Regions from separate parts of the Homo sapiens genome. Here region 2 is linked to region 1. A link is a loop called in an ENCODE intact Hi-C map of the cell type or tissue named here. Cell type or tissue: endothelial cell of umbilical vein. All regions are shown on one strand. Links, peaks and the distances in the headings refer to the core of each region. The heading gives the core; the rest is flanking DNA. Region 1 overlaps DYM (dymeclin). Region 2 overlaps DYM (dymeclin).

Region 1 (11,144 bases), core at 1,321-9,320:
ATGTTTTATAGTTTTCAGTGTACCAGGTCTTGAATGTATTTTAAGTCTATTCTTAAGTTATTTCATATTTTTGATGCTGCCGTAAATGGCATTATTTTTCAATTACTGATTGTTCATAGCAAGAATGTAGAAATAAATTTGCTATATGCTGACAATAACAAATTTAACAGTAAATTCAACAATAAAATTATTATATACTGACCTTTTTGTGTCCTATGATCCTGCTAAACTCATTTAGCAATCCTAGTAGGTTTCTTGTAGATTCATTAGGACTTTTAAAACACATATTCATGTCTTGTGCAAATAGCTAAATAGTTAATAAAATTTAAAAGATAGTTCTAAATCTTCTTTTCTAATCTGGATATTAAAAATTTCTGTTTCTTGACTTATGGCACTGGCTAGGACCTATAGTACAATACTGAATAAAGGTCAGAGTACATATTCTTGCCATTTTCCTGATCTTAGGGGAAAAGTATCATTTTTCACTAAGTATGATTTTAGCTGTAAGGTTTTCATTGATGCTCTTTGTCAGGTTGAAGAAATTCCCTCTATTCCTTGTTATGTGAAAGCTGGTTTCATTTCTTTTCATAAATGGCCATTGAATTTTGTCAAATGCTTTTTCTGTACCTACTGAGATGATCATATAGTTTTCTTTTTAAGTCTAATAAAATAGTGGATGGTACTGATTGATTATGGCATGTTAAACCAGACTTACAATTCCTAGGATGGGTCCCAATGGTATCTTTTTCTATGATGATGATGTAGATAAGAATGATGGCAGCTAGCACTTACTGAGAATGTGCTCTATGCCACACATCTCTCTAACCTTTTACATTTGTTAACTAAATATACAGCTCCTTAATGAAGACAGTATTATTATTAACATCACATTATAAGTGATGACATACAGAAGTAAATTAACTTGCCAAGGACTATACTATTCATAAATGGAAGAGCTAGAATTCACAGCCTGGTAATCCGAGTCTAGACCATGGACTCATTACACTACTTCATTATCTCTTATATGGAGATTTATTAATTATGATGGCTATTTTTCTTGTCCAATATGATTCACTCTCACCCCCTACTTTCAGAAACAGAAACTACTTTCCTGAAAAAAGTGAGATTATGACACAGGCTCATTCCCTGAGTCACAAAGATTGGTCAATGAATATAAGCTCTAGTTGAGCCAGCTGGAAATATTCCCTAGGATTTTACTAACTAGAAAGGGTGAGAAAGCTGCTTTTTCTCTCTGGTTAGAAGATTGTAAAGACGTAATCCCGGAGTTGGCTATGGTCACGCTTAGCTTCACAGAGAAAACCCATGTGCAAGAAGAGAGAATGAAGTGAACTTAAGCTGAGACAGAGAGAGAGCGAGAACTGAGGGAAAAGGCTGAAGAAGAAAGGGACAGATAACGATGGTTCTAACAAATACGGAAAACATGTGAGGATTAATACACCATAACAGAAAAAAACATCAAAGCCGACGAAGACAGAACAAATTCATGTTATGAAACTTGTCTCTTTTTACTTGCAGATTATAATAGAAATAGTAACTTCCCAAGCTTTTTTTCTCTATCAAATTATGTCATCTTAATTATTTGTTTGCTTCAATATGCGGCTTCATAGTTGCTCTTAAACTGCTACACACAAGTGTAATGCATATTTGTACTGTAAACATGTATTTTTCCAAATGCCAAGTTCATTTAAGGCCTTGATTGTAGATCCTTGGACAGTGTTCTGCGCACAACATGGTCTAAAATATGCTTACTACTAATTGATGATTTATCTTCTTTTCTATCGTTCTTACTCCAATAAAAGAAACTGCAATGACGTCGGTATTCTTGCCTTACAAAATCAGAAACAAGCAGTCTTAGTTGATTTTAGTTTAAAAATCTTATCTTTAAGGACCAAAAGTTAAAATGAAGGAAAGACTAATTACGTAACAATCTTTACTAAGAACACTGACATTTATACAAAGAAGCAAGGTTAGGGCAGGGTAAACTGCCCGTTCATTCACATTTAATTGCCTTACTAACCATAAACATTATTTTAGGTTTATAATAACTAGCTTAAAATTCATTTCCATCCAGGACAAGAGCTAAAATGATGTTGATTTTATGGAATAAAAGGTGGAGAACAAAATAACAAAACTCAGCACCACCAGCTTGCTGACTGTCAAGTAATGCTTGTTAAAATGCAAATGTCTTGTGACTAGCAGTACACAGCATAATGCATGGACAACAGATGTGTCCATCAGTACACTAAGCACCACACATGTTCTAGTAGAACCTACTGCTCCATATTTCAACACTATAAAGAAAACACAATAACTCATCTTCTTCAAAAACTCTATATATAGTAAAAGCAAAAGACAAAGAAATATATGTGTGATATTTAGTGAAAGAGGTTCCCACCAAAAGGGCACACCCTGCATTGTAACTGGAGAAGCCAATCCTAGAATCCTAAAAACACATAATGTATCTTAGCAAGAACTCAAAATTATAGTACAACATTCAGTATGACCTTCATGGTATGACTGCATAATCAAAAATTATATGTAAACCCAATAATAACTAGTCATACAACATGGCAAAGTATTGGACTAAACAATGTTTCTTTAAAAAAATGCTGAAACTCAGGAATTGAATTTCCCCTAGCTAAGGTAACTAAAGTCAAAATGTGGAAGACATAGAAAGAAAACTGAAAGATGGCTAACAACTTAAAAAATGATGTTACAAAAATTATTACTGATAAAATATGTTGAAAATAATAGGTAAAATACACAATCTGTCAATATACACTCTGGTAACTATACTACCAAATTTATAAGAGACTGAAATAAGAGAATCTAACATTAGCTTAAAGACAATTATTTTCATTTTCCACAAAAACATTCATGCAAATTTCATTTGTGTTTTTAACATAAGCACATTTTTTTTCAATTTTTTTTTTAAGAAACAGGGTCTCATTCTGTTGACCAGGCTAGAGTACAGTGGTGCAATCATAGCTCATGACAGCCTCAAGCTTCTGGACCCAAGTGATTCTCCAGCTTCAGCCTCCTGAATAGCTGGGACAACAGGCACGTGTCACCAAGCCTGGCTTTTTTTTTTTTTTTTTTTTTGCAGAGATGAGGTCTTGCCTTGTTGCCCGCACTGGTCTTGAACTTCTGGCCTCAAATGATCCTCCCACTTCAGCCTCCCAAAGTGCTGGGATTATAGGTGTGAGCCACTGTGCTTGGCTTCTTTCCAATTTTGACTAGATTTGGTCAGAAATGTTATTTAGCAAAAATTACAAAATTAAAAATTGGTAATTTATCTAAAAAGCACTTTACTCCTTTTATACATATTTCATGGACAATGGATTTTAAAAATGTATATATCCTTTATAAACTAAACTACGATGAAAGTCTAATTTTTTATAATTAGTATGCAATTCTAAAGATATCGATCTTATTAGAAGTTTTATGGTATTTTCTCTATTAGAAAATTATGTTCTGTAAAGAAAGAGATTTTCTGACTTGAAAGAAGTTTGGTTGTCTTTTTCGGTGACCCTTTCTTAGTCTCTTGAGAAAATTGCACACCAAGGAAATAGCAAATCTGTCCAGTTTTTTAAAAATCCTATGGCACAGTGTCACTAATTTATGGGAATAATTGGGATCGAAATAACATTGAAAGAGAAAATTCATTTGGAAAGTGGAATGACCTCACAGTGAGTGCAAGAGGAGCCAGGATGGCAGGGTAGAAGTTATTATTATCACAGGTCATAAGGCACTTCCTAAGTGTAAAGAAATTTCCTCTCAGGGGAAACCTACCAAATAAAGCATGTTTACTATATGTCAGATTTTACAAAGATAGTCACAGGAAACATGATACTGCTAACTTTGGGGAAATGCTGCAGAGTACCTATAACTACGTTATAACACAATTGATAGCCAAAATATTTCCCAGGTGTTGGACCCTTAATTTGAGAATCTCAACTGGAACTTTGAAATTTCTTTTTTGCTTAGCCCTTAATCTTAATTTAGTGAATATAATTAGTCTTTGGGATGGCCATAGGAACAGGAAGCCTTAACTGGAATTATAGGTCTTTACTGGTAAATGCCTTTTTTCAACACCTATTAGCTTCATCACTATAAAAAAATCTTATGTCTGTAAAAACTTTATCCATTTATTTCAACTTCCTTTTGATCTTTGTGTACCTAATTATTAATTTATACTTGTCCTACACATTTTTCCCATGTCTTCCTTTATCTTTTGTTTGTAGGTTTGTCTCATTTCTTATGTGAATACAAGTTCAAGGGCACAGATGTCCATTCCTCTTTTCTTCTTTTAACACTTCCACAATGCCTCCTGTATATACCAATGGTTTCAGTGGGTTAATGATCCCTCATTTTCCTTTTAAATAAACTATCTACTGACTGGTGGATAAGATATTCTTTGAGTTAAAGTTCTAAAACTACTTTTTAGAAAAACCACAAAACCAATCATATATTTACAGTAACTTCATAAGAAACCCATCTCTACTGTGACTCATCCTGAATAAAGAAGTAGCTCCCTTTCCAACCTCTTAATACATAAACCGAAACCACAAAGAGAGAACAATTTCCATGAATGAAGTTGTTATCAATGCCTATAGGAAAGCCATGGATTTAACTCCTTAGGCCTTAAATTAGAATCTTAATTTAACACAGTTCTCAGAAAGCTCAGTTACTGGCTTCCTCAGTGAAAGCTTCTAAATAATAAAAGCAACAAAGAAGAAAGGAAAACCAGAATGGGAATATGTGGAAATGGGAAAAATCTAAGAGTAGTGTGACCAAAAAGAGAAAAATGGGCCTCAACATCAAAGAAGGAGCAAACTCAGAATTCCACTATGGTTTAGTACATCAGTACATGCTCAAATCAACAACCCTGCAGCAATGAGAAAAAGATTCAAATGTGTGTAAGGTCTTTACTTCAAACTCCTAAAAGTCTGCAATAGCAAGATCTCTATCCCAAATACTTTCTAACATTTTTAAGGTGGCGCTTTAGTGAAACATACTTTTGTTATTTGGAAAATATGTGGAACTGCACAATTCCCAAGAATGCTAGATAAATGATGTATCACTTAAAGATTCTTATGGTTTCAAATAGCCCAGTTATTTCAATATCAACAGAATATTTCCAAAATGATAAAATTATAATTCTTTCTAATAAAAATACACTAACAATAGAGAAAATAAACGATAGTAATCCTCAGAAATAACCATGGATTAAATGTACTTTTGGAATATAGTCCTTTATTATAACTACCGATAATTACAGAGGTAGAATTCTATCAGTAGTTTTAAGAATGCCACCATCTCCAGATAATATTATAGATCAAATCAAGTTGGGTATAACCTGATAGGAAATAATCTATTTTAAGAACTGTAATTAATGTTTAACCATGTAACCCCCCCACCACGCCCCCATTTTCCTAAAACCCAGACATAAATTCATGCTTCGTGCTCCCTCTGCTGGCTCAAAAGCTACAGTTAATTCCCATTACAGCACACTGAAGGGCATTGATACATTATATTTGGGATCTTCACAATGTAATCCAGCTCCCTTCTTTGAGTGTTGATGAAAAACAAGAGAGGTGACAACTAGACCACAGTCACAAAGCTTTCTGAGAGCCAGAACAACTCTGGTCTTTTGACTCCCAATCCAGTGCTCTTTCCATTCCATAATGATCTCACTGCCTTCATGTATGAGACTATTACTGAACTTTATTTTGCTATGAGTTATTTAAAATCTGAAGCTCAGTAGCTTTGGGTTACACAGACTTTTCACTGTACTGTAATTACAACTGATAAGGAGATTTGACCAATATTCAGTAAAGATCTATTAGGCTTAAAGAGTGTCTCCATTTCTAATTTGTTTGAACAGTGTCCAATTTAAGACACCTACTGTAAAGTTTCTTGATATACTGAGTACTTAAAATGTCACCTAATGTGATTCTACCATTTGCTTACAAACCATGTCACAACTTTTGACTTGGAATATATAGTTACCACACAATATATCTTCAGGTCTGTCAAAACCATAAAGTTATTTTGTTGTGATGATGATGATGATGATGACAACAACGATGAATAGGCTTATAGTTACCATCTATAGAGTATCTATTACACAACAAATACAGGATTGGGTCTTTAGAGAAATCATTGTCAACATAAGGTAGATATTACTATCCCTATTTTACAGAGAAGGGAGCTGAGGGAAAGTAAATTGCCCAAGGTCTGTTTAACACGAAGTATCTACTGCTTCCTCTGTATGTAAATGCTTTGATATTTTGTTCATTCTTAATCAGCAGAGATAGCAACAGTAAAATAATCTCTTACTACCAGCACCATCATTTCCACTTAAGGCAAAAAAAGAAAGCAAAAGATACTTTATTCAAAGCATGAATCTGTTGAACTTCTTTAAAGTTTATACTAAAGTGGAGAGGGTTAATATTTTCCTTACTTTTGGTAGAGGAAATTACATGACCTAGACTATAAATGTTAGTATTTAATTCCAGTTTACTTTTGTATAATAGATGTATTTAATTATTTGTCAAGTGATCTGTTGTATGGAAAAACCTAACTCTAGTCTGATAACAATGCTAGTTAGATAGAAACAAACAGTCCCAGATTAAAGAATCTAATCTGTTCAGTCAAAAAGTAAATATTTATTAAGCTAGAATATACAAGTCTATCTTTGTAAGGAAGACTTTTTTCTTGATAAGAGATATAAATTATTATCTAAATCATGGACAGCTTTTATTCAAAATGAAGTTTAATTTCTGTGTTCCTTTTGAAACCAGAAAACTATAGATGTCAGTGCCCATCCTCGTTCTCTGGTAGTGATTAGTTGTTATTTTCATAAATGGGAATCATATTAAATAAAGAATTTAAATAGGAAAACAATGTTAAAGTGAACACCTTTCTCAATTATTTATCAGTAACCTATATGGACAGTACAGGCAACAAATGTCAATATTCTAGAAATGAGAAAGTAGCCTATGGTAAACTCCACATTAAGGAACTTAAAGAAAATTGATAAATGATTGTAAATTTTAACCTTGCACAATTTAACATGATAAACTTGATACCTGGGGCACTACAGCTAGCATCATATAATATTTATGGATACCAATGATTTTTCAACTGAAAGATAAAATAACCTCATTTTTGATGTTATGCAGAAAGGAATATAGGCTAATTCAGACACATTTGTATTTAAACACCCACTCCTCCATTTAATAGCTCATGGGATTTCTGACACTTAATTTTTCTGAGACTCAGTTTCCTTATACTTGGTGATAATGATGGTGGCAGTTAAGAGTTGCTGTGATGGTTAAATTGAGGGAATTAATGTAAAAACCCTTAAGAGAGAACCTATGGAAAAAGTCACCATTCAGTTCCAATTGATTTCTGGCATGGAGGACTGTGGGCTCTGCATTGCCAGCTATTCCAACTTGTTATATGTTAGCAACAAATTCTAACTTCAAAAAACCAAAACCAAACAAACAAAAAAAACTGTGCAAACCAAACACAGCACCTCTCTAGCCTGAGTCCAGGCTGCAGGCCGTTAGTATGCAGTTTCTGATTTGGAGAATCACTGGAAATACCACGTCATGAAATGCAGCAAACCATCTAGAGTCAAGGTCGTGTTGGAGTTAGATGGGTATTTTAAACAAAAGAGATGTGCTCTGGTAAGAAAAAGTCAAGGATAAAAGTTAAGATGATTTATGAGAGAAACCCAAAGCAAAATGAATGTTTCCGTGGAACAGCATGATTTTGAGATCACTCAGAACTATATTTATATGCCAATGAAAAAATCTTTAATTTTTACATAAATGCATTTTAATTTAATCCTTGATCCCCCAGTAAAGAGAACATGTTATTCTGTTTTACGAGACACAAACCAGCTGGTTTATAATAGAATTGTCCAGAGTCCCCACAATACAGGTTGAATTTCCTTCATCTGAAATGCTTGGAACCAGAAGTGTTTTTAATTTTGAATTCCTGCAAATTTTGGAATATTGGCATGATACTTACCAGGTGAACATACCAAATCCAAAAATTTGAAATCCAAAATGCTCCAGTGAATGTTTCCTTTGAGTATTATGTCGGTGCTCAAAACGTTCTGAATTTTGGAGCATTTTGGATTTTTAGATTAGGGATACCTAATCTGTGTAACCATCATATGTTCAAGATACAGCCCAAAATTACTCCACATACAATCTTGGCCAAAGGTTTATCATTTTTGTTGATCTTCTCAAGGAATGAGCTTTTGGTTTTAATTTTATCTACTGCATTTGTTTTCTATATCAGTGATTCCTGCTTTTTATTATTTTTATTTTATTTTGGGCTTAATTTGTTGTTCTTTTTCTAGTTTCTTAAGGTGAAAGCTGAAGTCACTGATTTGAGATCTTTCTTTCTTTCCAATATAGGCATTTCAGGCTATACCTTCCCCTTAAAATACTGCTTTAGTGGCAGCCATCCCACAACATTTGATATGTTCCATTTTCATTTTCACTTAGTTTAAAAATCGCTTTTGGTTTCTTCTTTGATTCATGGATTATTTAGAAGTATGTTATTTAATTTCCAAATATATGGGGATTTTCCAGAAAGTTATCCATTATTGATATCTATTATAATTCCATTGTTGTCAGAAAACAAACTTTCCATGACTTGAATCTTATAACCTGAATCTTACTGAGACTTGTTTGATGGCATAGAATATGGTCTTTGTTGGCAAATGTTCCTATGCAAATGTTTTGGCTGGAGCTGTTATTGGTTGGAGTGTTCTATAAATGTCAACGAGGTGAAGTTGTTTGATAGCATTAAGTCTTCCACACTCTTACTCATTTTCTGTCTACTTTTTCTATTAGTTAATAACAAAGATATATTGAAAGCTCCAACTATAACTGTAATTTGTTTCTCCTTGCAATTTTATTAGTTTTTGCTTCAAATGTGTATGTTATAAAGTACACATTTAGGATTATAATAGTCCTCTTGATACACTGATTCCTTCATTGTTATGAAATAATTTTCTTTATTCTGGTGATGTTTCCTCTCTGAAGTCACTTTGCCTGATAAGTCCCTCCTGCTTTCTTTTGCTGGTGTTAGTGATATGGTTGCATTTATATCTATCCTTTTGCTATAGTTTTCCATTTGTCCTATTGATTCTTTTTTTCCCCTTTTTCCATTTTTCTGCCTTCTTTTGGGTTGAGTATTTTTATGATTCTATTTGTTGGCTTATTAGCTATAATTCTGAACAGTGGTCTGGGAACTCTCAATACTCACAGGGCTCCCCTCAATTGCTAACATCTCTCAGGGATTTGTTTCTTTTGTTGCCTGATGCCCAGTGTCTCCAAAGTCCCTGTTCTATATACTGTGTCTGTTTTGGTTGTTGTTTCAGGCAGAAGGGTAAATCCAGTCTCTGTTACTCTATCTTGGTTGGAAGTGAATAGTGATTTTTGAACATCTGTGTGAAGAAAACCCCACAGTTTTAGATATTTTACGTAGAAACTTAAGGAACACTGGAGAAAACCAAAGATTTTTAATGTAATGTTTTTCCTTACTTGAAGTGGTGATTGCACATTTTTTTTCCATCTCTGATAACCACAGTATTTTAAATTTCACTGTGATTTTTTAAATACAACACTACGTATTTGAGGGGAAATTTTATTCACCTAATCCCACTAATTAAGTGATTTGTATCACTGTATTTTATTTGCACAACTAGTCTCTTATTGTAGATTGTAAATGCCAGTCATTGATAGTCTTTTAAAACTTATCCTTCATTGTGAAAATCAACATATTAGGTACTTGCTACTTTTCCAGAAAACGTTGTGGCACCATCAGGAAGGACAAACACCACAAGGCAGTCCTGCACTTCTAAATTTGTGCCCATCACTCTTTACTTCACTCCACATCAGTCCGCTCATCATTCCTGCACACTCCATTCTGTTCCTCCGTTAACTGCTTGGCCTACACTCACTTCCCTCCCCTATACAAACCTGCCTGGCAATTTTCGATTCACCCTTCAAAATGTAGCTTAGAAAAATATTTACCACATTTTCAAGTTAATTATATACATTTTATTTCACTAAATATTAAGTTCTTGAGCCTGGGATAGTTCACTTCTGCCTCTTTGATGCCTAGCGTAGTGCCTGTACATTTAACAGGGTCTCAAAAAATGTTTATTTAATTGAACTGAACTCAGAAATAATTTGGGATGCACAGTGTTAGGGACTGAATGTATGTGTCTCCCCCAAATTTCCTATGTTGAAGCCCTAACCTCTAGTATCGCTGTATTTGGAATAAGGAAATAATTAAGGTTAATGAGGTCATAAGGGTGAGGCTCTGACCCAAAAGGATTAGTGTCTCCATACAAAGAGACACCACAGATCTCTCTCTCTGTGCACGTACTAAGAAGAGGCCTTGTGAACACGCAGTGAGAAGGCAGCCATCTGCAGCCCAAGGGGAGGGCCCTCACCAGACCCCACTAGACCCCACCCTACTGGCACTTTGATCTTGGACTTCCAGTTTCTACAACAGTGAGAAAATAAACTTCTGTTGTTTAAGCCACTCAGTCTATGGTATTTTGTTATGAGCCTGAGCTGACTAATATACATAGGGATGTGTTTAAGATGAGGCAGTTCCTCTCTTCCCACTAAAAAGCAAGTTAGGGCTCTTGGGTCTCCAGTAGTAAAAACTCTTCTGTTGGGAAAAACAAAAAAACAAAAAACAAAATTTTTTTTTTTTTGGCGGGGGAAGGGAAGTGGCCTTTTCTCCAGAGGGCTATGCTTGAAAGAGTATTGTCACTTCATCCTTAGCCAAGGCCACAACTCACTCCCAACTAAGATTAGACATTCCATAAGTTCTCTTACAAGCAAACTAATTATAAAAGAAAGCTCAATTCCCTAAGGACTGGGTTACTGAGGTAGTAGAGAAGTGCAAACCCTTATTCCATCACAGAGTCAGAGTTCAGAGATACTGCAGCAATACAGTATTCCCCCCTTATCCACGGGGGATACATTCTAAGACCCCCAGTGGATTCCCAAAACCATGGATAGTAGCAAACCCAATATATACTATGGTTTTTTGATCTGATAACTGAGATGGCTGCT
Region 2 (11,144 bases), core at 1,927-9,926, 240 kb after region 1:
CAGTCACTGGATTTTTAAGTATTATAAGAGGTACCAATGGACACTGCCAGGCCATGGTGTTGGTCCTCAGGGATTAAGGTTAAAAAAAAATAAGAAGTTGAATAATATATACTCTTAGAAGAAAAGCTTACCAATTGGTTGTATAATAACACCACAACCTCAAAAAAAAAAAAAGTCTTATTATATACATTTAGCAGACTTCACTGATCTGAAATTTACTAATTCAGGATTGGGGGCTGTTTGTCTAAAATTGAGTTGAAGCCTGGACAACATAGTGAGACCTTTTCTCTACCAAAAAAAAAAAAAAAATTAGCTGGGCATGGTAGAGTGCCTGTAGTCCCAGCTGCTCCTTGAGCCCTGGAGGTGGAGGCTGCAATGAGCTGCCCTCCAGCCTGGCCAATACAGCAAAACCCTGTCTCAAAAAAATTAAAATTAAAATTAAAATTAAACAAATTGAGTTGAAACTGACTTTTGTGTTATACTTTAAAGAAATCATTTTGACAAGGGAGAGGGGATTTAGAAAAAGTATTATTTAACCTTCTACAAAAGAAATGTGTTTAAAGATGTTAGCATATTATTGTCCATATGCAAATAAATTTGCTGAAATAACTTGCATTTTGTACAGGCCTATATACACTATTCAAAGTTCTTTCACCTTTATTATTTCATTTGATTTCTTTTAAAAACCCTGAGAAGTTGACCGAGGAAATGGGAGTATCCTCACTTTACAAGTGACAGAAATAGAGAAGCAGAGTAACTTGTCCAATGTCACGGTATAAGAATAAACATATTTAACTTCCAGATTAATACTCTTTCAATATGAATAATATTAAATGAGATACTCTTAAGGCAAACCCACATAATATCAACCTAGAAACACTCCAGCAACTAGTTGGAATTTCTATATATTCCTAAAAGAAGTTGTGTCACACATAAATTATTATAAAAAGTATATCTACATTATAATTCCAATCATGCAAAAATTATGTGAATTATAAAGAATTGGAAGAAAACAAAATTTTAAATCTAATAAGGAAAATGGTAAGATGATAGACGACTTTCTTGTAACTGCTATGAAATCATAAACTATAGTGTGGTCGGGAAGCTAAAATTTTAAATTAAGTATTCCCTACTTCACAGTTTTCTGTAATTTAGACTGGTTTTATTTTACTTTTAGGCACACCGTTCTCATATATGAATCTCAATAATGAAAAGTGAGAAATTAATAGCTCAAATATTTTTAAGAAAAGCAGATAGGCAAAAAAATTGTTGGGGGAGAAGTTATAACAGACCTCTGAACACAGGTTTGCTGAACAATCAAACTGTAAGTTTCATAACATAAACACTGAAAATCCTTAGTCCCTTCAGCTGAAAGTTCCGCCATAAAATTCTTTCAAAACTGACATTTTATATTAATGATGTCAATTTCAGCCAACAACATACAAATTCTGATAAATATATAATGTTAGTCAAAGATATAACCTGAAAAAATCAACAAGTAACGATTCAGGAAAGGACAGAAGCACTTCTGAAGACATTTTCCCCCTTACCTTAGCAAAGAGAATTACAGAAATCATTCACAAAACTAACAAGAATCAGCCAATTCAGTGGTTAAACTGTGGGAAGGTTAATGTTTTAAGAGGACCTATTAATAGGAAAAAGTCAAAGGACAAAAACTGCATATAAATTATAGCAATTTTTAACGCACCCATGCAGAACCAAAAAGGTGTTTACATTCATGTGATTCACAGACAATCGTATATGCTGTCATTCAACTGCCAAAATGAAAGGAAATATAACTATTAAAATGTCAAAATGTCAGCAACTACTATGCTAGATAATACGGTGTTTATTTTCCCAAGAAAGAGAAAAACATTGACTTAAAAAAAAAAAAAAAAAAATTCCAACCAACACAGTGAGAAAGAAGAGGAATCAAGGGTGCACCTGCAGTAAAACTTACATGTCCCTTTACTTTAATGCTTTAAAGGATATATTTCCCCCATTTAAGCTTTTAGTTTAAGGGACTGATTAATCCTGGGAAAACTTAAGCATCTTCTAAAATGATTTTTGCATAGAAAGGTATAAATGAAAGAATGGGAAATAAAGGTTTTGACTCAAGATGTAAAAACTGAACTTCTTGTGGTCCCTCAATTTGAAAAATATAATAAGATGCCAAGAAAAGTCTCAAATTATTTATTCCCTGAGTAAAACAGCCTAGTACATTATTTTGGTCACCAACCAAGCAAACCTACAAAGAAAAAGTTAAAACAGAATTTAGAAGATGGTTTAGCAGCGATCCCAGGCCCACCTCTACAACAGAGCAGATTTTTCAACTTGAAAAGTTCTAATAAAATTGAACATAAAGTGTGCCAAAGAGCCTAAAAATATAGAAACAGAGACAGGCATCAAAGATTCAAAGAAGAAAGTAATTTTACAATCACTTGCTTCTGTCAGTTAAAAACGTGACCTAATTAAACAAAAGTCTCTCTTCCTGTGTGTCAACTGAGGAAACAGACTAAGAAACTTTGACAAAGGATCATTCAGGCAGCTCTGCTTAAAAAGAGAGAAGATACACTCTACTCAAGGCAAGGTGAAAATACTAAACAGATTACCCATCAGCTTGTGTGATCACTGTAAATGATGGCACTCAAGATTCCTCTGATTATGATCTGCAGCTTTGAAAAATGCTTGAAAATGTGAACATATAATCTGGTGGTTCTACTCTCAAAGATTACCATACGATTTAATGCTGCAGCTCTTTAGTACTTACATGAAACTGGGTCTCAGATTAGCCTGTGCTTCCCAAGGAGACAGTGTGGCATGATGGTCAACGGAATTCCTCTCTGGACTTAGACAAATAAACCTGGTTTAAATTAAATCTGGTCCTTACTTGCTACTCACTGTGTGGCTTTAGACAACCTTCCTAGGCCTCAGTTCTCTCACACGTGGGAATAATAGACTTGAATAACAATAACAGAACTAAAAAAATGGAGGTGTCTACAGCAATGGGTCCAGCATCTGACAAACAGTGAGCTCAATAAATAACTGGTAAAGTAACAATGATGCTTACGTTAGCGAATCCTTTTAGCAGAATTATATTATCATTATATCATTTTATCATTCTATTTTATCATTTATCTCAGTAGAATTAAATTTTTTATCATGTAAGAAAAATCCCTGAAAGAAAAGTCAAAGTGACAAGTGGAAACTAACAATGCTAAAGAGAAATGGAAGCCCTTTAAAAGGATAAGAGTACAGCAAACTGAAGTTTAGAAAACATTATATGATGTGGTATATAACTACAATGGGTAATTAGTCAGACTTAAGGAAGGAAATTACATCATGGATTATGAACTTTGAAGGCATTATACTAGGCCAGGCACAGTGGCTCAAGCCTATAATCCCAGCACTTTGGGAGGCCAAGGCAGGCAGATCACTTGAGGTCAGGAGTTCAAGACTAGCCTGGCCAACATGGTGAAACCCCGTCTCCACTAAAAAATACAAAAATTAGCGGGCATGGTGGTGCACACTTGTAATCCCAACTACTTGGGAGGCTGAGGCGGGAGGACAACTTGAACCCAGGAGGCGGAGGTTACATTGAGCCAAAATCACGCCACTGCACTCCAGCCTGGACAACAGAGAGAGACTCTGTCTCAAAAAAGAAAGAAAGAAAGAAAGAAAGCATTATGCTACATGAAATAAGCCAGTCACAAAAAGACAAATATTGTATGATTCCACTTATATGACAATACCCAGAGTAGTCAAATTCATAGAGACAGAAAGTAAAAATAGAGGTGACCAGAAACTGGAGGGAGAGGATGGGAAGTTATTGTTTAATAGGTATAGCATTTCTATCTGAGGTGATGAAAATATTCTGGAAAGGGATGGTGGGGATGGTTGCACAACCCTGTGAATGTACTTTAAACTGTACAATTAAAAATGGTTGAAAAGGTTACAAGAGTCAAGAGGACCAGACGAAAAAACAATAATTTAAAAAATGGTTGAAAAGGTAAATTTTATGTTTATTTTACCACAATAAAAAAAACATGAATAAAATCTTTCCATATTATAGGATAGTTAGTAAATTATAGCAGACTAGACTCAATTCCCAAATAGTGATAATGAAACAGGCTCATCTCTGGAATACCATACAACTTATAAGATCTTTCACACAGCCAAGTCCTTATGTTATTTGTTTCGTGTTGGCTGTTCTGCTACACGGGCCTTTTGCTGCTCTTCTAACAAGCAGAACTTACTTCCACTTCAGCCTCTTTACACTCGCTGCCCCTCTACCTGGAATACTCTCCACAAAACATGCATGGCTCACTCCCTGGCATCATAATGTCTCTGCTCAAATGCTGCTTTCCCAGAGACTCTCTGGCTAAAGAAATCTCCTAAAGCTATTGCTCTCCATCACCTCACTCCGCTTCGCTTTTCTTCCTTACACTTGACACTTCCAGAAATGACTTAACATATTTATTTGTTCACTTGTTTATCGCTCATCTCCTCTAGTAACATATAAACTGCATGAGAGCAGGGACTTTGTCACTCATGTTTTTAGTCCTTAAAAACAGTCCCTAGCAACTAGAAGACATTCCATAACTATTTTTTTAGGTATATTAATCAAAAAAATACTTCCTTTTTTTTTGATGTGGAGTTTCTTTCTGTCTCCCAGGCTGGAGTACAGTGGCATGACCTCAGCTCACTGAAACCTCTGTTTCCAGGGCTCAAGCGATTCTCCTGCTTCAACCTGAAGTCAGGAGTTTGAGACCAGCCAGGCCAACATGGCAAAACCCTGTCTCTACCAAAAATACAAAAATTAGCCGAGCATGGCACACACCTGTAGTCCCAGCTACTCAGGAGCCTGAGGCAGAAGAATTGCTTGAACCCAGGAGGTGGAGGTTGCAGTAAGCTGAGATCACACCACTGCACTACAGTCTGGGAGACAGAGTGAGACTGGGTCTCTCAAAAAAAAAAAAAAAAAAAAATTAAAAAAATTTTAAAAATGAGAGAGAATTAAAACGATATACACCATAATGTTAACAAGTTACTCTTGGTTGTTATTATTTTTATCTTTTTTTTTTTTTGCCTTCCTGGTGCTTTTCTGTATTTAAAGTATTAAAAATGAACATGCATTACTTTGGTACTTAGAAAAATTAGTTTTAAGTGACTGTGCCAAGAGCTGCCCTTTTTGCCTTATATGAGCACCATCTAGTGCTCAGTACACATAATACAATTTCTGTAACACAGTAAAGTTTTCTGAAAAGTAGCCTTTATAAAAAGTAGGGTGTGGCTGGGCATGGTGGCTCATGCCTGTAATCCCAGCACTTTTGGAGGCTGATGTGGGTGGATTGCTTGAGGCCAGGAGTTCGAGACCAGCCTGACCAACATGGTGAAACCCTGTCTCTACTAAAAATATAAAACTAGCCAGGCATGGTGGCATGTGCCTGTAATCCCAGCTACTTGGGAGGGTGAGGCAGGAGAATCACTTGAACCTGGGAGGCAGAGGCTGCAGTGAGCCAAGGTCGTGCCACTGTACTCCAGCCTGGGCAACAAGAGCGAAACTCTGACTCAAAAAAAAAAAAAAAAGGTAGATTGCTTATACACAAAGATGACTATTACTATAATCACTGTCTGGCTTAATTTTTAAAACAGCAGAACAATTAGTTCAAAAGAGGCACAGGACTTTCAATCATCAAGATAAAGCGGTCATCAGAAAATTGGTTAAATTTCTGCTGCTTATTTTCATTCCTCAAATATTTTAGACTAACTCTCAAGACAGAGTCCTAGGTCTTTGTAAACTAATAGGTAATTACTCCTTGAAAGAAGAGCAAAGTCAGACACTTTACATGCATGATAGTGTTTCATCATCCCTATGAATCTACATGGTAGGGGTTATTATTTCCATTTTACAAAAGCAACAACAGGTTCAGTGAGATTAAGCAGCTTTCCTGAATTCACAAACTAGTCAGTTGTGGAGCTCAGGCAAGGTCAGTTTGGCTCCAAAATCCATGTTCCCCCTGCCATGCTACATGGTCTCCATTCTTCACACTTCACCCAAAGTCACTGCACCTTTTAGCAAAACAATTCCTCTGGAGAAGAGTATTCAGGCTGCTGCTATACTGCTCAGAGCTGCTCTCAAATCTGGAACTCTAAGCTCATTAAGTATTAACACTCAAATCAGGTGTTAATTTAAAACAAAAGAACTTTTTAAAGATATTATTCTCTATACTGCTGTTAGCTGGTTACACACACTTACTGAGATGTAGGACTTTCCATTTCCTACACAGTAATAGAAATTCAGACCTTCAGCACATCACAGGTATATTGCTGCAGATGTCTCAGATTTTGTTTTCCTGCCCTAGTTTTTCTTCCTGCACTTTCCACCTACTCACCCTACTTAAAAAAATAATGTCTCTGAAACAATGTTTTCTCCAAATCCACTCAACAAGAGCCTACAAGGGACCCTACTTCTAATCCTCAGCTTTCTAACAAGTGTGCCAAAAATAGGTAACAGGTGGACATATTTTTATTTCCCAGTTCAGCCTTTCATAGTTAGAGCCCCTACACCCTTCAGAGCCCCAGACCACTCTAGACCCAAGCAGCCTTATCAATTTACCCTGAAGCATCATGAACTATGTTGGGAAGCAATTTCTACATTCCCAACCTATTACACTTGATTCCCATTCCTCTCAACACAAACTGGAAGCATTACTAGAAGTCATCTGGCCACGTTTCCTTTATAGTACAAGAAGTCACTTCTACCCATATGTATAAGGTGGTAGCGGTGGTGTTGGTGGTGGTGTTGTTTGAGACAGGGTCTTGTTCTGTTGCCCAGGCTGGCGAAAGCATTGGCCTGACCATAGTCACTACAACCTTGAACTCCTGGGCTCAAGGAATCCTCCTGACTCAGCCTCCCAAGTAGTTGGGACTACAAGCATAAGCCACCGAGCTCAGCTAATTTTTTTATTTTTTGTAGAGATGGGGGTCTCGCCATGTTGCCCAGGCTGGTCTCAAACTCTTAGTCTCAAAAGATCCTCCTGCCTCAGCCTCTCAAAATGCTGGGAATACAGGGATGAACCACCGTTCCCAGCTTGTATAAGGCTATTCACTGCTACATTATATGTAATAACAAAACACTGGAAGCAATCCAAATGGTAAAACCCAAATGGTAAATCCAATTAATTTTGGTATATATGCCCCCCCATTAAAAAGAGTGAGGAAGTTAATATATAGAAGGCTCTTCAAGATATAACTGATGAAAAAAAGCACAAAGTGAAAAAGTGTGTATAATATACATGCTATTATTTATCAAAAAAAGAGAAGGGATATATGTGCATATTTGTTTGCATATGCATAAAATGCAATTCTTCTATAACACCCTTTATCATATTTCACCATACTTGTTTGCTGATTTACAGATAAGATTATAAGCTCTGGCTGGGCGTGTAATCTCAGCACTTTGGGAGGCCGAGGCAAGCGAATCACCTGAGGTCGAGAGTTCAAGACCAGCCTGACCAACATGGAGAAACCCCATCTCTACCAAAAATACAAAATTAACCGGGCATGGTGGCACATGCCTGTAATCCCAGCTACTGGGGAGGCTGAGGCAGGAGAATCACTTAATCCCGGGAGGCAGAGGTTGTGGTGAGCCGAGATCATGCCATTGCACTCCAGCCTGGGCAACAAGAGTGAAACTCTGTCTGAAAAAAAAAAAAAAAAAAAGATTATAAGCCTTTAAGGACAAGAGACATCATATATCCAGCTAACTATTATAGCCTGAGAAACAAATAAATGAATAACAGTTTGATACTCAGAGATAAGTCATCTGGTCCAGCAGTTCTCAATGATAAGCATGACACACGATTATGTTCACACACACCATAGCCTCAGATGCCTATGAACCAAAAAATAATAAGTACAGGTCTGTTTTTCATTTTTGTTGCTATTATGTAGTTTAGAAACATGTATAAAATCAGTCATATAAGTAGTTTAAAATATTTAGGAAAAAAACAGTGTATATTATTAACCTTTAGTCTTTAATTATTCTTCATTTTGTTTCAGATCTTTGCTGCACAACTAATTTTAACAGGGTGAAAAAATAAAAACTATTAAATAATTTAAGAAAGATTTTAGAACCACACCTGGAAACTCTTACAAAATCTGATTACTCTGATGCTAAAAACAGTTAATAGTAAGGAAGGATTAGATTCGTCCTAAAGGCCTTATTAGTATTTCTAAAAATTGCAGCAAACATCGATTTTTGGCTACAAAAATGGACTTTACTTGAAGACGGCACATATGTATCTAACGAATTCCAAGAGTGAACAATCTCAGAATTATCTAGATTCAGAGTCTCCTCTACTGAGATTCATCTTAGCCCTGAATAATTCATGAACTAGGTAATTTTGGCCCCTGACTCTGTCAACAAGGGGGCACCTGCTACCTCAAAGCCTACTCAGTCCCAAGGTCAAATATCAAATACCATCAGTGAGGAGCAGGGCAGTGCCAAAGAGAAAGTGACAGACCAAAAGTATATGCAACACCACAAATGAAACCTCTATCATGTAAACTCACTTGTGGCGGTGGGGGTGGGAAGAAACCTTTATAAATATACTCTCACAGATTTACAATGCAGTTTATTTACTTTACAGTTTTTTCACTTTCTAAGATCCCTTTATACGTTTCTCTTAAATCACCTGGGTGATTTAAGAAAAGAGAATGGTGGCCAGGCGCAGTGGCTCACGCCTGTAATACCAGCACTTTGGGAGGTCAAGGCAGGTGGATCAGGAGGTCAGGAGTTCAAGACCAGCCTGGCCAAGATGATGAAACTCCACCTCTACTAAACTACAAAAATTAGCCAGGCGTGATGGCAGGCACCTGTAATCCCAGCTACTCGGAAGCCTGAGGCAGGGAATTGCTTGAACCTGGGAGGCGGAGGTCGCAGTGAGCTGAGATTGCACCACTGCACTCCAGCCTGGGCGACAGAGCAAGACTCTGTCTCAAAAATTAAAAAAATAAAATAAAATAAAATAAAATTTGAGTAAAAATAATAATTAACAAAACAAACTATAAAGCCATAATAACTTAAACTGTGAGGCACTGGCACAGGTCGACAAAAATGGCTAACAAATTATTCCCGTCACTATTTTTTAAGAAGTTCATCTTTTTCCCCACTGAAATGCCAGCTCCACATAAATCAAGTACATACACATACATTTATTCTTATTCTTAAGTATTTTAGTTATTCTTGTTCATTATACTTTTTCATACACATTTCAGAATAAACTTATCAAGATCCCCCAATCTTCCAAAACAAGGCTTTCAGAATTTTAATTCAAATTGTCTTCAATCTATAGGTCAATTTGAAAAGAAGTGACATTTTTACAATAGTCTCCTTATTCCTTAAACATGGTACATATCTCTATTTAGTTAAGTCTACTTTAGTATATTTCAATGTAAAAACCATATACTATAATTTGGAATAGCTTTATAAATTACTTTAGAATTTACATAAGTGAAAAGAAAAATTATTTTGGACAATAAATCATGCTCTCCATTTCGCCCTCTTTTCCTCTAAGTCGTATCACTATCACATGAGCAGCAGTACTCAGTGATAATTCTGCAAGGATTAAGGAAATGATTTCAAAAGTTGTTGATGCTATAGCTCATCCCCAGTATGACCTTTCTCACCAATCCACAGCCACCTTTAATTTTCCAAGGATCTCAGAAGCAAGAATAAGTAACCACTTCAATATAAAATACATCTAATCCAAGCCATCAGATTAATTATAAACTAAGTTAAAATTCGTTTTTTTTTTTTTTTTTTTGAGATGGAGTCTTGCTCTTGTCGCCCAGGCTGGAGTGCAATGGCGCGATCTCAGCTCCCCACAAGCTCTGCCGCGCGGGTTCAAGTGACTCTCCTGCTTCAGCCTCCCGAGTAGCTGGGATTACAGGCGCCCGCCACCACGCCTGGCTAATTTTTTGTATTTTTAGTAGAGATAGGGTTTCACCACGTTGACCAGGCTGGTCTTGAACTGCTGAATTCAGGTGATCCACCTGCCTCGGTCTCCCAAGGTGTTTGGATTACAGGCAAGAGCCACCACACCTGGCTTAAACTAAGGTAAACTTCTAAGGCCCAATCCAATTGTATACAATAAAGTTAAAAATTAAAATTTGGGGGGAGGTTCCAAGATGGCTGAATAGAAACAACTCCAGTCTACAGCTCCCAGCATGAGCAACACAGAAGACGGGTGATTTCTGCATTTCCAACTGAGGTACCTGGTTCATCTCACTGGGGCTTGTCAGACAGTGGGTGCAGGACAGTGGGTGCAGCCTGTGGACCGTGAACCGAAGCAGGGCAAGGCATCACCTCACCAGGGAAGTGCAAGGAATTCCCTTTCCTAGCCAAGGGAAGCCGTGACAGACAGCACCTGGAAAATCAGGTCACTCCCACCCTAATACTGCCCTTTTCCAACAATCTTAGCAAACGGCACATCAGGAGATTATATCCCACGCCTGGCTCGGAGGGTCCCACACCCACGGAGCCTTGCTCACTGCTAGCACAGCAGTCTGAGATCAAACTACAAGGTGGCAGCGAGGCTGGGGGAGGGGCACCTGCCATTGCTGAGGCTTGAGTACCTAAACAAAGCAGCCGGGAAGCCCAAACCGCAGCTCAAGGAGAACTGCCTGCCTCTGTAGACTCCACCAATGGGGGCAGGGCACAGCTGAACAAAAGGCAGCAGAAAGTTCTGCAGACTTAAATGTCCATGTCTGACAGCTTTGAAGAGAGTAGTGGTTCTCCCAGCACGGAGTTTGAGATCTGAGAATGGACAGACTGCCTCCTCAAGTGGGTCCCTGACCCCTGAGTAGCCTAACTGGGAGGCACCTCCCAGTAGGGGCCGACTGACACCTCATACGGCCAGGTGCCCCTCTGAGACGAAGCTTCCAGAGGAACAATCAGGCAGCAACATTTGCTGTTCTGCAATATTTACGGTTCTGCAGCCTCCACTGGTGATACCCAGGCAAACAGCGTCTGGAGTGGACCTCCAGCAAACTCCAACAGACCTGCAGCTGAGGGTCCTGACTGTTAGAAGGAAAACTAACAAACAGAAAGGACATCCACACCAAACCCCATCTGTACG

Evidence for each region. A loop is a pair of places that touch in the nucleus more often than their neighbours do. Peaks named below come from ENCODE experiments on the same cell type or tissue, not always from the same donor. Only the 100,000 strongest peaks of a DNase experiment are listed, where the experiment ranks them.
Region 2: it touches region 1 in a loop (2.9-fold over the local background); 7 of 110 quality-filtered maps call a loop at or near these places.

Annotation. Positions count from the first base shown.
Region 1 is chr18:49,173,473-49,184,616 of GRCh38, forward strand. All of the region lies in intron 14 of DYM (dymeclin), which reads right to left. Among named protein-coding and RNA genes, the nearest start is that of MIR4744, 130 kb to the left of the region's middle. In endothelial cell of umbilical vein, for the core only: a CTCF peak has its summit at 5,512 (motif pointing left); a DNase peak (open chromatin) is centred at 3,729.
Region 2 is chr18:49,410,355-49,421,498 of GRCh38, forward strand. All of the region lies in intron 2 of DYM (dymeclin), which reads right to left. Among named protein-coding and RNA genes, the nearest start is that of DYM, 45 kb to the right of the region's middle. In endothelial cell of umbilical vein, for the core only: a CTCF peak has its summit at 5,227 (motif pointing left); DNase peaks (open chromatin) are centred at 3,327 and 5,207; H3K27ac peaks cover 1,497 bases.